2 separate regions of the Homo sapiens genome follow, and region 1 is linked to region 2. Evidence: chromatin contacts called from ENCODE Hi-C or POLR2A ChIA-PET data. All regions are on one chromosome and are shown on one strand. The core of a region is the stretch at or near the end of the contact, and the rest is flanking DNA. Distances in the headings are between cores, read along the strand shown. Region 1 has its middle 16 kb from the start of C12orf71. Region 2 holds the start of MED21 (mediator complex subunit 21).

Region 1 (5,648 bases), core at 124-2,623, 42 kb after region 2:
TCTTTCTTCTCCTTCTCTCTTCTTCTTTCTCCTTCTTCTTTCTTCTTCCTCCTCCTCCTCCTTCTTCTTCCCCCTTCTTTCTTCTCCTTCTCTTCTTCTTCCTCTTCCTCCTTCTCCTCCTTCTTCCTCTTCCTCTTCTTCTTCCTTCTCCTCTTCTTCTTCCTTCTTCCTCTTCTTCCTTCCTCCTCCTCCTTCTTCTTCCTCTTCTTATTCTTCTTTCTTCTTCCTCTTCTCCTTCTCCTTCTTCCTTCTTTTTCTTCTGCTTCCTTCTTCCTCCTCCTCCTCCTGCTGCTGCTTCTGCTGCTTCTTCTTTTTCTTCTTCTTCCTCTTCTTCTTCCTTCTTCTTCTTCCTCCTTCTACTTCTTCCTTCTTCTTTTTCTTCTCTCCCTCCCTTCCCTCCTCTTTCTTTCTTTCTTTCATTCTTTATGTTTCTTTCTTTTTCCTTCCATCCTTCCTTCCCTCTTTCTTTTCTTTTCTTTTCTTTCTATCTTTTCTTTCAAAGTGTGCTCTTGCTATGTTGCCTGGGCTGGACTCAAACTCTAGGCTCAAGTGATTCTCCCACCTCAGCCTGCCAAGGTTGTACTCCAACAGTAGTCTTTCGTTTGTTCTTAGTGGGCCATCACGTACAGCTACTTTTACTTATACTTACTTTTTAGTATGATGAAAACTCAAAAAATATAATGGTTCATGTTTATAAATATTTTTTGTATTCAGTCCTGGCAGGGCCAAATAATTAGAGCTCTGTGCTGAGGGAGGGATTGAATATACTCAGTGCTTCTTAGTCAATGTGAATTTCTCTGGAGCACATTTAGGCAATGCTTATTTTCTCATAATGCTCCCCCAATCTTCCCCCTTTTTTTCATTTTACATATTGTTTTGAATTGGATTTCATAGAACATAGGTATTTTTTTCTTCCTTTTAAACTGTTCTATTTTCTCCTTTCTTATTCCTAGCCAAGAGCCCTGATCCAGGTGAAGTGTGTAAACCTTGCACGTGGAATTCCCAGCAAAGAAGCTGTAGGGATCGGGATAGGGCCTGGGAAGTGTCTGACTTACAGAAACCCACCATGTCTTGTTCTCTGCTGGAGACCTCTGCTTCTCCATCTTGTGAACATCCACAGGCCCCCTGCACCGTAATCTTGCCCTCTTACTGTTGACTCAGTCCTCATGGAAGTGTAAGTGCCCTTCCTTCTGTTCATGATGTTCCAGGGCAGGAGATGAGGGGGCTGAGTAGGGAAGAAGAGAAGGCCCAGCTCCTGTCTGCTCAGACCTGGGCTGACCTCTGCCCTGGGGCTCAGGCTGGGACTTGTATTTTACCATAAAGGCCCTATAACAAGTGGTGGTTGGATTTTGGTGTTAGTCAGCTGTGTTGTGGACTGACTGGGATTTTCTGCACTAGCTTTTAATCTAATTGTTACTTGGTTACATCGATTGTTTCAGCTCTTTCATAAGCAGCTTAAGGAACCACTTCCCCAAATAATCTTGGGTCTAAGTCTGAAACAGATGAAAGTGAAATCGCTGTGCCCATGGCTGCACATCCACTCACTTCTGCCTCTGCTCTCTGAAGCATCTTAGGGTGGGAGTCCTAGGAGCTCACTTTGAAAACTGCTCATTAACATGACTGTTTACTTTCAGAGCACACCCTAGTCTTAAAATTGAGCTTGCCTGTTTGTATATAATAAATTGCTTAAAACTTGCTGGGATTGGTGTGTATATATGGGCCATATATGAAGCCAGTGGTAGGAGAAAGCAGAATGGACAGATACTTACCTGATGTGATTTAATGGGGTGTTGAGAAATTCCATGATGAAAATCCACACCCCCATTCATTCCTGAAGTTCCATAGTCAGTAATGCATTTTATTTCACTGTTAAGCAACTGCCTTTTGTGAAGCTTTTTTTTTTAAATAAAAATATCCTCATGAAGGATATCCATTAAGTTGTTGTAACCTTGGAGTTGATCCTTTTGCTTCCTTACTTGATTAAACATCCGGGGTTAATGAATCCTCAAAAGGACAAATGGAAGGAAACAGCCACATCCGTACGTCATAATTTTGTCTAGGACTGGCCCTGACTCTGTATGCATTTGTAAAACACATGTGGCAATATCTCTTGTATTTAACTTGGAGACACCTTGCTTTCTCCTTTGGGTGCAGGTAGTTCTGAGGTATTTGAAGAGAGAGCATCTCAAAAGGAAATTTTACTCTTCTTAAATATTCTTTTAGTACCAAAATATATTTTATTACTGTATCATGGTGAAGATGTATGTGCCCATATATACTAATGGGGATTTTCCCATAAGCATGACTTATTTAAAAGAGATAAGAGAATCAGAAACTCAATTCAGAAACAATATATGTATTTCTACATATTGTCTACAACTTGTTCCTGTTGGATAACAAAATAATAAATTGTGGGCATTTCTTATTTTTTAAATCTTAACAACAAAATATTGCAAAACCACGGTTCATTCATTTACTCAGCAAACATTCATAGCGTACCTACCATGCGCTACTTGGTTTCAGCAGAAAAAATCAGTCATCAGGGAATATTTGAGGTTGTCCAGTAACTGAGGAAGGAAGGCAGAGAAGGGTGGAGTGCTAGATGGGGAAGAATGGAAGAAGGAGGATAGGAGAGAAAGGATGGATGGAAGTCAGTCCTTAACACATGTTTTGTTGTTTTTAATTACACTCATGTTACCTAGTTTGATGTTCTTTGTTAATATAATAATTAGCCATTTGGTGCTTTTATTTTTTCTGGTGTGCTATAATTTGAAATCAGTTTTAACTTGTTTTTGTATTTGTTTCTTTTTAGTATAAAAGAACTTGTGTGGATTAGCTTGCTAAATACATCCAAGATTTGAAGAACTGAAAACAAAATCAGTATTAAACCTGCTTTTTAAAAATGTAAGTGAAGTAACTTCTGGCCATGGTTCATTTCAGACCTCTCTAAAGCCTGCAATTACCTCTCAGTGTATGTGAATTTTTTTCCAGGAGTAAAGTTACTTGACTCTAGTGAGTCTACTCATTAAGTCTAGGAGTGTTTGTATCTGCTCGCCCTTTTAAAACCTGTAAATTCTAAGAGTAGTATGAATAACATAGGTGGCTGTAGGATTTAGACGTGGTGTGGCAGACAGTGAGCAAATCTTCATTTGGCACTGAGAAGGAAAACACAGACTTGGTAGAACATAAAATAAAAAGCACAGCCCTATTCTCAAGTCCTTCATCACTCTTCACCTCACAGACCATTTCACTGCCTTATCTACACCAGCGAGAATTGCTAGTTGACCCATTAATGACCCAGTAGGCTTAGAATATGAGGTGTTGGTTTCTCACAGGCATATTTACCCACTTTCTCCCTATTTCTCTTGCTCAGTAATAATAACTACTATTTATTGAGCTTCTACCAAGTGACAGGCATTTGATTAATTTGATTCCATGTTCATTCTACAAATAGTGTTTCTGAATGCTTGCCGTGTACCAGGCATGGCCCTGACACTACTTATTACCTTATCTTCAAGGCACCCTTGCAGGGTAACAGTTAACACTTCCGTGGTCTGGATGAGGATACGAGAGAGGTAAGGAGCGTGCTGACGGTCACCTAGCCAGTGAATGTGAACTGTCTGACTTTCTCTGATTTGCCATATCCTTAAACGTGTTTAGATGCTCTTCCTGGCATGGATGTAAATAAGAGATTGGAACCTCCTGGATTGTGTTCATAAGAGGAATGTGATCCTCATCCTTCTAAACTTTGTCTGGAGTCACAGAAAGCAAGGAAGTTAGAGAAACATCCTGTCACACAGCTTTGGTACCTGTGTGGGGAGCTAAGAGATCTGATGTCCAGTTCCTTCCAGTCCTTTAATGAATTTCCTCTGTGTCCATGAGCTATCTAACATCCATGGGAAACAGTTGATCTTATGCCAACCAAGGGGCATGGACCAGATGCTCTCAAGAGTCTCTCAGTCAGCTCTTTGCTGAGGGACCTTATGCATGGAGGAAAGTGCACACATCGCTAAGTGGATAGCTTGATGGAATAGTTGTTACAAAATGGACACACTTCTGCAATCAGCACCTTGATTAGTAGAAAATTACCAGCACCCCAGAGCCCTCCTCCCCTCATGCTCCAGGAGCAACCGGTATGCTGCCTTGTGATGCCTTTGTTTAGTTTGTTTTTATGAATAGAATCATACAGTGAATATTCTTTTGTGTCTAGCTTGTTTTACTTATTATGTTTGTGAGATCTACAATATTGTATACAATACTTTTTTTGCATTCTCTTTGCTCTAATGCTATTCAATTGTATAGCGATTTTACAGTTGCTGGACATTTACGTAGTCTCTTGCTTGGGCATATTACTAATAGTGCTCCTATGAATGTGTTGTGCATATCTTTTCATTATGATCGTATTTTGTTTGTTCAGGGACTAAAGTCATTTTGATTCGGTGGCACTTTGGATTGATGTTGAACTTTAGGTAGCCAAGTGATTTGTCTGCTTCAATGTGATGTTCCAAGGTGCTTACTCAACAGGATCAGATGAAGATGTTTTTGTAGATTACTCTTGTGGGGTGTGGCCAGGTGGAAGCCCTCTCTGATATGTGAGTGGTGTGGTGAGGCTTATTGTCCTGGCAGAGAAGGGTTTTGATTGCATGGTACAGGAAGGGACTATGTAGGGGAAGGGGAAATAGATCCAGAAGAGAGATGTGTCTGGATTCCCATAGAAACTGTCAGGATATCTTACCAATCAGATCAAGAACCTGGAAAAGTAAGAGCCCCAGGGAAGACTCAGCTTGTGAGACCCGATGTGTCTAGGGAGACGAATAGAGAAAGAAAAATTGAGGCAGGCCTGAACTCAGAAGGAGCTCTCAAAGAATTTTCTGAACAAATTCATTAAGCCTAACTTGTTTTAAGGAAGCTTTGAAAAACCAGTCCCTAAAAGTATGAATCTTGAGCCAAGAATGAACTTAAAGTATAGAACTAGGAAAAAATGTATTTTCCCAAACAAATATGGGATGTGAGCATGTGGGCTTTGCCTTAAGACCTTTCTGCATTCAGATCACAATTCCACCACTTTCTTGTCTCATGACCTTTCTGGGTCAGCTTCCACATCTGTAAAATGGGGTGGTAAAATCTCCACCTCTAAGATGCCCCCAAAATCTGCTGTAACAATTGACTACAATAGTGTTAGTATTATGCTTCAGGGCACATAGACCTAGCACTAAAAATGATAGTCATTTTATTTCTCATTCTTGTTACTAAGGTTACCCATTTGTATCTGATACTTTATGAGAGTTTTCAGATCACTTTTTAAAAATATGAGACTTTTTTTTTTTTTTTTTTTTTGAGACAGAGTTTCACTCTTGTTGCCCAGGCTGGAGTGCAATGACGCCATCTTGGCTCACGGCAACCTCCGCCTCCTGGTTCGAGAGATTCTCCTTCCTCAGCCTCCCAAGTAGCTGGGATTACAGGCATGAGCCACCATGCCCAGATAATTTTGTATTTTTAGTAGAGATGGGGTTTCTCCATGTTGGTCAGGTTGGTCTACGAAATTCTGACCTCAGATGATCCACCCGCCTTGGCCTCCCAAGGTGCTGGGATTATAGGCATGAGCCGCCGCGCCCGGCCGAGACTTCGGTTTTTAATTTAAGTGTAGT
Region 2 (5,979 bases), core at 2,551-5,050:
TAGGAGTTTGAGTTTGCAGCGAGCCATGATTATGCCACTGTACTCCAGCCTGGGTGACAGAGCAAGACCCTGTATCTAATAAAACAAAAGTCTGTTAAAATTTAGAAGAGGAAGGAAGGGCAGGAGGGAGAGAAGGAGGAAGGGAAAAAACTTACCCTAGCTTTTTAAATAAAACCTAAAATACCTTAAATGGAGCTGGGAGTGGGGATCCAGGGAAAAGGCAGGATTGAACCTCTGTGAAATTTGCCCATTCATTCTTTCCCACTCTAATCTCACCTTCATCCTGTATTTTTTAATTCTTATGCTCTTTTGTGGGTAGTAATTTACATTCTTTGTTCATTAAGTTAAATTCAGTAAATGCTTGTTTAGTAGCTATTATATGGAAATTATTATGCTAGGAAACTCATTCATTTGGTTGATAAATATGTGCCAGGCTAAAAGTTAGGTGCTAGGTACTGGAAATATGGAAACAGAATATGTTTTCTGCCTGCAAGTAGCCCATGGACTGGTGGGTGAATTAGCGTGATGTACAAATAATTACAGCACAGTATGCTAAGTGCAATAACAGAAGTGTAAGGAACAATTGTGTTAAAGATTGGGAGCATTTAACTTTCAGAATTCAGGAAAGGCTTTTATAAAGAGATGTTTAAAATAAGATTTTGTTCACTAGTATAGTGGCAAGTAAAAAAAATAATAATAGGCCGGGCACAGTGGCTGACGCCTGTAATTCTAGCACTTTGGGAGGCCAAGGCGGGTGGATCACCTGAGGTCAGGAGTTCAAGACCAGCCTGGCCAACATAGCAAAACCCCGTCTCTACACAAATACAAAAAACTTACCCAGGTGTGGTGGCGGGCACCTGTAATCCCAGCTACTCTGGAGGCTGAGGTAGGAGAATCACTAGAACCCTGGGGGCAGAGGTTGCAGTGAGCTGAGATCGTGCCACTGCATTCCAGCCTGGGTAACAGAGTGAGATTCTGTCTCAAATAAATAAATAAATAATAAAATAAGGTTTGAGTACTGTGTGGACAATCACCAAGGGAGCAAAGTGGAGATGTGGATGGAAGTGTAGGCATTTCATACAAGGAAGAAATAATTATAGGTGTTTTTATATGGTGTGCATTTTTGTAAAACAGCAGAACATGTTTAGGGAATTTCAAAGAGTGTGGTATAGAAAAATGCTTATTTATAGTTATTCATCCCGGCACTAAGAACAGTTTAGATATTTAATAAATTGCAACTGTGAGTATTAAAGTTATTTAAAAATTGCTAAAGGTGTTTTTCTTAAAAAATAGTTGCTACAGTCATAAAAACCAAAGCATTTACAAGATTGACTGAGTGGCTCACTGCTGAAGCTGTAAAGGGTATGCGAGGGTTCACTATACTGTCTACTTTTCTATATCTTTGAAACTTTTAATAATATAAAGTTTCAAAGAAAGTACTCACCAAAATTGTGTGTTTAAAATATGAGATCTGTAATACTGGGTTCCTGCTCCTAAAACCATATAATCCAGTTGGCGATGCAACAGAAGCAAATGGAAAAGCATATGAGAAAGTGTCCAAATCATGAAAGGAAGAAAGGAGAGGTCCCTATGGACTCTAGCAATTCATAAAATTTATATGAGAAGTGTACAGCTTAAAAAGGTAGGGTAAGGATTAAATAGCAGGAAAGAAATTGCTTTGGGAAAGGTAAAGAATGAGGAAAGAGCTAGACCAGTGGTTCTCAATTGGGGGCAATTTTGCCCCCCAGCAACATTTGGGACTATCTGGAGATACTTTATGTTGGCATAAATGGATTGGGGGGATGCTACCGGCATCTCAGGGGTAAGGGACAGGGATGCTCTAAACATCCTACAGTGCACAGGTCAGCATCCCACAGCAAAGAATAATCTAGCCTGAAAAGTCAAGAGTGCAGCCATTGAGAAATCCTGAGCTAGATGCACAGACTATATTTGGCAGGTGGGTTATTCTTGAAGTCTACAGCTTCAAGAGCTTCCTAAACCCCTTTTCAAATGTAGGCTAAGTTGAGAGTCTGGTCTGGGGAAAGGGTCCACAGCTTTTATCTGATTCTTAAAAAGATCCGTGGCCGAAAGAGGCTGAAGAACCAGGAAAACCAAGGGGTCAGGGACCTTGGCTGAAACAGATTATTTCACTCAGAAAATTATCAGGAGGTGAGGCTGGGTCTGTTTGCTGGAGCCAGATTATAGTAAATCTTGAAAACCAGGCAGAGATAGTTGGACATCAACCTGAGGTCTCTGTGGAGGCACAGAAGACCTATTAGGAAGATAATGGCAGGACAAAAACTGTGTCACAATATGAATGTCTTGAAGTGGCTTCTCTACTTCAACTGCCCAAGTTCCCTTCAATCAGGCTGCAAAACTTAGTATTCTTATGGAGTGGACTAAACTATATCCAATCAGTCACCAATCCATATTAATTTTTTTTCTCAAAAATATATTTTAGTCTTTCTTTCCCCGCTTATCAGGGTCAACACCCTATTCTAGGCCCAGCTCATCTTAATCTTGGACAACTGCAAAACCTTCCTTAGTGAGTCCTTGGCTTATTCATCTTTGCAAATTGAGCACTGGATATACTTCCTGGCATGTGGCAGCCATTCCGTAAGGTACACTCTCAAGTGAGGGTGGGAGGAGAAGGTTGTAGAATCCCCCCAAGTTACAGTGAAAACAAATTACAGAGTGATTTCTCATTAGTCCCATTATGGGGAACATGCCTCATCCACGTTCTTAATGAGGCTCCAGTAAGTCTGTAGACTGTTTGGGGCTGAGGGTGGGGCATTGGTGTGAAGCAGAAGTGGTGCTTCACAGTAAGTGTTGGGATAAATCCAACAAGCTGAGTTCCCCAGGGACTGTGTCTTCCACCTTCCCCGCAGCCACAGGAAGGTAATCACGGATAATCAGCCTGAGAAAGAGGATATGAGAGTTTTTTGAAGTCTACAAACCTGTTATTTGCCGATTCCAAACTCATTTCTTACCAGACTATCCTCAGGCTAAATTTCCTTAAATACCAAGTTTCGATTATCACTTTTCACACTTAAACTCTCAATAAGTCCCAACTCTAAATCTAAATTGTGCAGCTAATTTTTCTTGGCCGAGCACGGTGGCTCACGCCTGTAATCCCAGCACTTTGAGAGGCCGAGGCGGGCGGAGCACGAGGTCGGGAGATCGAGACCATCCTGGCTAACATGGTGAAACCCCGTCTCTACTAAAAGTACAAAAAAAAAAAAAAAATGCCGGGCGTGGTGCGGACGCCTGTAGTCCCAGCTACTCCGGAGGCTGAGGCAGGAGAATGGCGTGAACCCGGGAGGCGGAGCTGGCAGTGAGCCGAGATCGCACCACTGCACTCCAGCCTGGGCGACAGAACGAGACTCCGTCTCAAATAAATAAATAAATAAATAAATAAATAAATAAAAATAAATATATTTACTCTTCAATTTGGTCAATAAATAAACACGAGAGGGTACGAGAAATTACTTAAAAAAAAAAAATCCCCGCAGAATCCAACAATCTCTGAAGCCTTTAACACCTAACAACCCCAAGGGGAGTATTTCGGCTCTTGGACTGTATTTCAAAGCGATTGGACCCCAGACCATTCCCCCAGTTACTCAAAAGATCCAGCCTCTCCTCAGGTGTAGCCCGCTCTAGAAAGGCCGCCTCGGGAGTACCACCCACTCCTGACGGGGCGGGGAGTTCTCTCCGACCCCACCCGTTCCAAGGACGCAGCCCTGTGATTGGCCATGACGCGTGCCAGAGCTGCCCAGTCGCGGAAGAGCAGCTGTTTTGGCGTCTGTTTGCTGCGGTAGGAACATGGCGGATCGGCTCACGCAGCTTCAGGACGCTGTGAATTCGGTGAGGAATTTCATTCGATTAGCCTCTGTCTTTCTCTTTCTTGAGGTAAAGCAAGGGAGGAAAGGGGCCCAAGAGGCAAAACTTGAAAGTGGGGAGCGGACTGAGAGACAGGGCTTCGGCATAAAGCGCTCTCTCGGGAGGCGCCACCGCGAACTCGGAGGTTTGAGGCCGGCTGCCGGGCGGTGCTTGAAGGTGCGGGAGGGAGCAGACTCTTTCGCTTGAGGAGACCGGGAAGATCGTTCTTGTCCGGGTGAGGCCGCCAGGACTTGTGGGCTGCGCGGTCCTGTCGTGTTCCCTGAGGACAGTTTTATTTTCTTGTCAGTGGTGCTTACGGGTTCTCTTTCTTTTGGGGGTTGGGAGGAGAAGCAGGAGCTTTTTTCTTTCCTCATCAATTTTAATCCACCAAGGGAGATCTCATGCTCTGGATGACTGGGTTTTTGTAATGAAATGTCAGCCGAGAGTATTCCTTCACCAGCGCTTTCAGGTTGGTGCGGGAGCGATGCTGAGGTGAGGTGAGAGATTTTCTTTCATCTTAGCTCGTTCCTTTGGGCCCAGAGTATCCTTCCATCTCTTGCCTCTTGGCCATCCCTCAGAATACATCAGTTTGGGGACATCTTTATGATAGGAAATCTTCTAATCCTCGTATGTCTTTCCGCTTATTTGAGTCTTTTTTCTTTTCTTTTTTTTTTTTTTTTTACTTTGGAGACAGTGCCTTTCGCCCAGGCTGGAGTGCAGTGGCGCGATCTCTGCTCACTGCATCCTCCGCCTCCCGGGTTCAAGCGATTCTCCTGTCTGAGCCAAAGTAGCTGGGATTACAGGCGCCCTCCACCACGCCCGGCTAATGTTTGTATTTTTAGTAGAGACGGGGTTTCACCATGTTGTCCAGGCTGGTCTCAAACTCCCGGCCTCAAGCGATCCTCCCGCCTCGGCCTCCCATAGTGCTGGGATTACAGGTGTGAGCCACCGTGCCCGGCCTACAAGTCCTTTTTAATGTCTCCCCCAAATTCTACTCTCTATTAAAGGCCAAGTCTAGTAAGTAGCTCCCCAGCTTTGTTCCTTCTGGTTATTTTTCCTCCACACTATGCCTGAGTGGAAAGTAGAAGCAAAGCCAGAGGATGCGCAGTCATGGGCCCCTAATGAAGGGGTCATGTTCTGAGAAATGCATGGTTTTGGCGATAACTTTTTTTTTTGTTTTAATAAGTAGAAGTACAATGTAAAATAACGATAAAACAGTAATACATAAACCAGTAACAAAGTCATTTAGTATCATTATCAAGTGTCATGGACTGCACATAATTGTATGTGCTATGCTTTCATACACTGGCAGTGTGGTAGGTTGATTTACAGCAGCATCACCACAAGCACTAAGGAACGCATTGCGCTACAGCGTTAGTACTGCTACGATGTCACTAGGCAATAAGAATTTTTCAGCTTTATTATAACCATAGGGGACTGACATAATATGTGCATCCCGTTGACCAAGACGTCAGTGGGTATTCCCATGCGGCAATGGGTGTACTTATTACCATTACGAGTTAGATTGTTTTCTGCTAAATAGTTTTCCATTGATAGTTATGTTTCTCATTGTCTGATTGTGATTTAATGTCCTAGATAAGGGGCTAGAGAGAAAACATGCTGATAGGAAAACCTAAGTACCTGGTTTCCTTGCCAGTTTTTTTTTTCCTCACTGTAAGCTAATAACTTGGCATTTTTCTTAATACATCAGAATTTGTACACTTGAAGAGTGTGAATCTACTTGTGATAAAACTGATCTACCCTGGGTGAATAACACTAGTTTTTAAGCTGAGAGGACCAGCCTCTAAGTGTTGAATTCACCAAGATAAATTCTACCCTGCAGGGACTTGCCTGGGCTGCCAGCCAGCCTTCCTCAGGGAACTACTCCTTTGAGGTTTTACGAAATCAAATTGTAATGATGCTGCTGGATAGAAATCTTATTTTAGGGAAAATTTTGCATATTCATACATGTCTTGTAACTAGAAGGATAATAAGGACAGAGTGAATATGGCCTTAACTCCAGGTTAGGCATAATGATAATTGGATTTTGGAGAAAAGCCTTTAGGATAACTAGTATGAGTGCCTACTGTGTGTAAGCAC

The links. A loop is a pair of places that touch in the nucleus more often than their neighbours do. ChIA-PET counts read pairs that join two places held with the same protein, here RNA polymerase II (POLR2A). Pooled maps may share reads with other maps.
Region 1: a loop to region 2 is called in a pooled map, with 2.2 times the contacts of the local background. The contact joins the enhancer-like site here to the promoter of MED21 in region 2. A Hi-C loop is called at or near these places in 1 of 168 maps with a recorded cell type or tissue (PC-9) and 2 of 50 pooled maps. POLR2A ChIA-PET finds 5 or more read pairs at or near these places in 7 of 52 experiments (GM10248, GM12878, H1 and 4 more).

Annotation. Positions count from the first base shown.
Region 1 is chr12:27,063,323-27,068,970 of GRCh38, forward strand. No RefSeq gene overlaps it. Among named protein-coding and RNA genes, the nearest start is that of C12orf71, 16 kb to the right of the region's middle. Within about 2 kb of position 1,374, at least 2 of the 41 ENCODE cell types and tissues checked have a DNase peak (open chromatin) inside an H3K27ac peak, as active enhancers do.
Region 2 is chr12:27,018,758-27,024,736 of GRCh38, forward strand. It overlaps MED21 (mediator complex subunit 21), which reads left to right and starts at 3,801. Exons shown (of 4, transcript NM_004264.5): 1 at 3,801-3,864. The coding sequence starts at 3,823. RefSeq lists an enhancer at 3,833-4,122.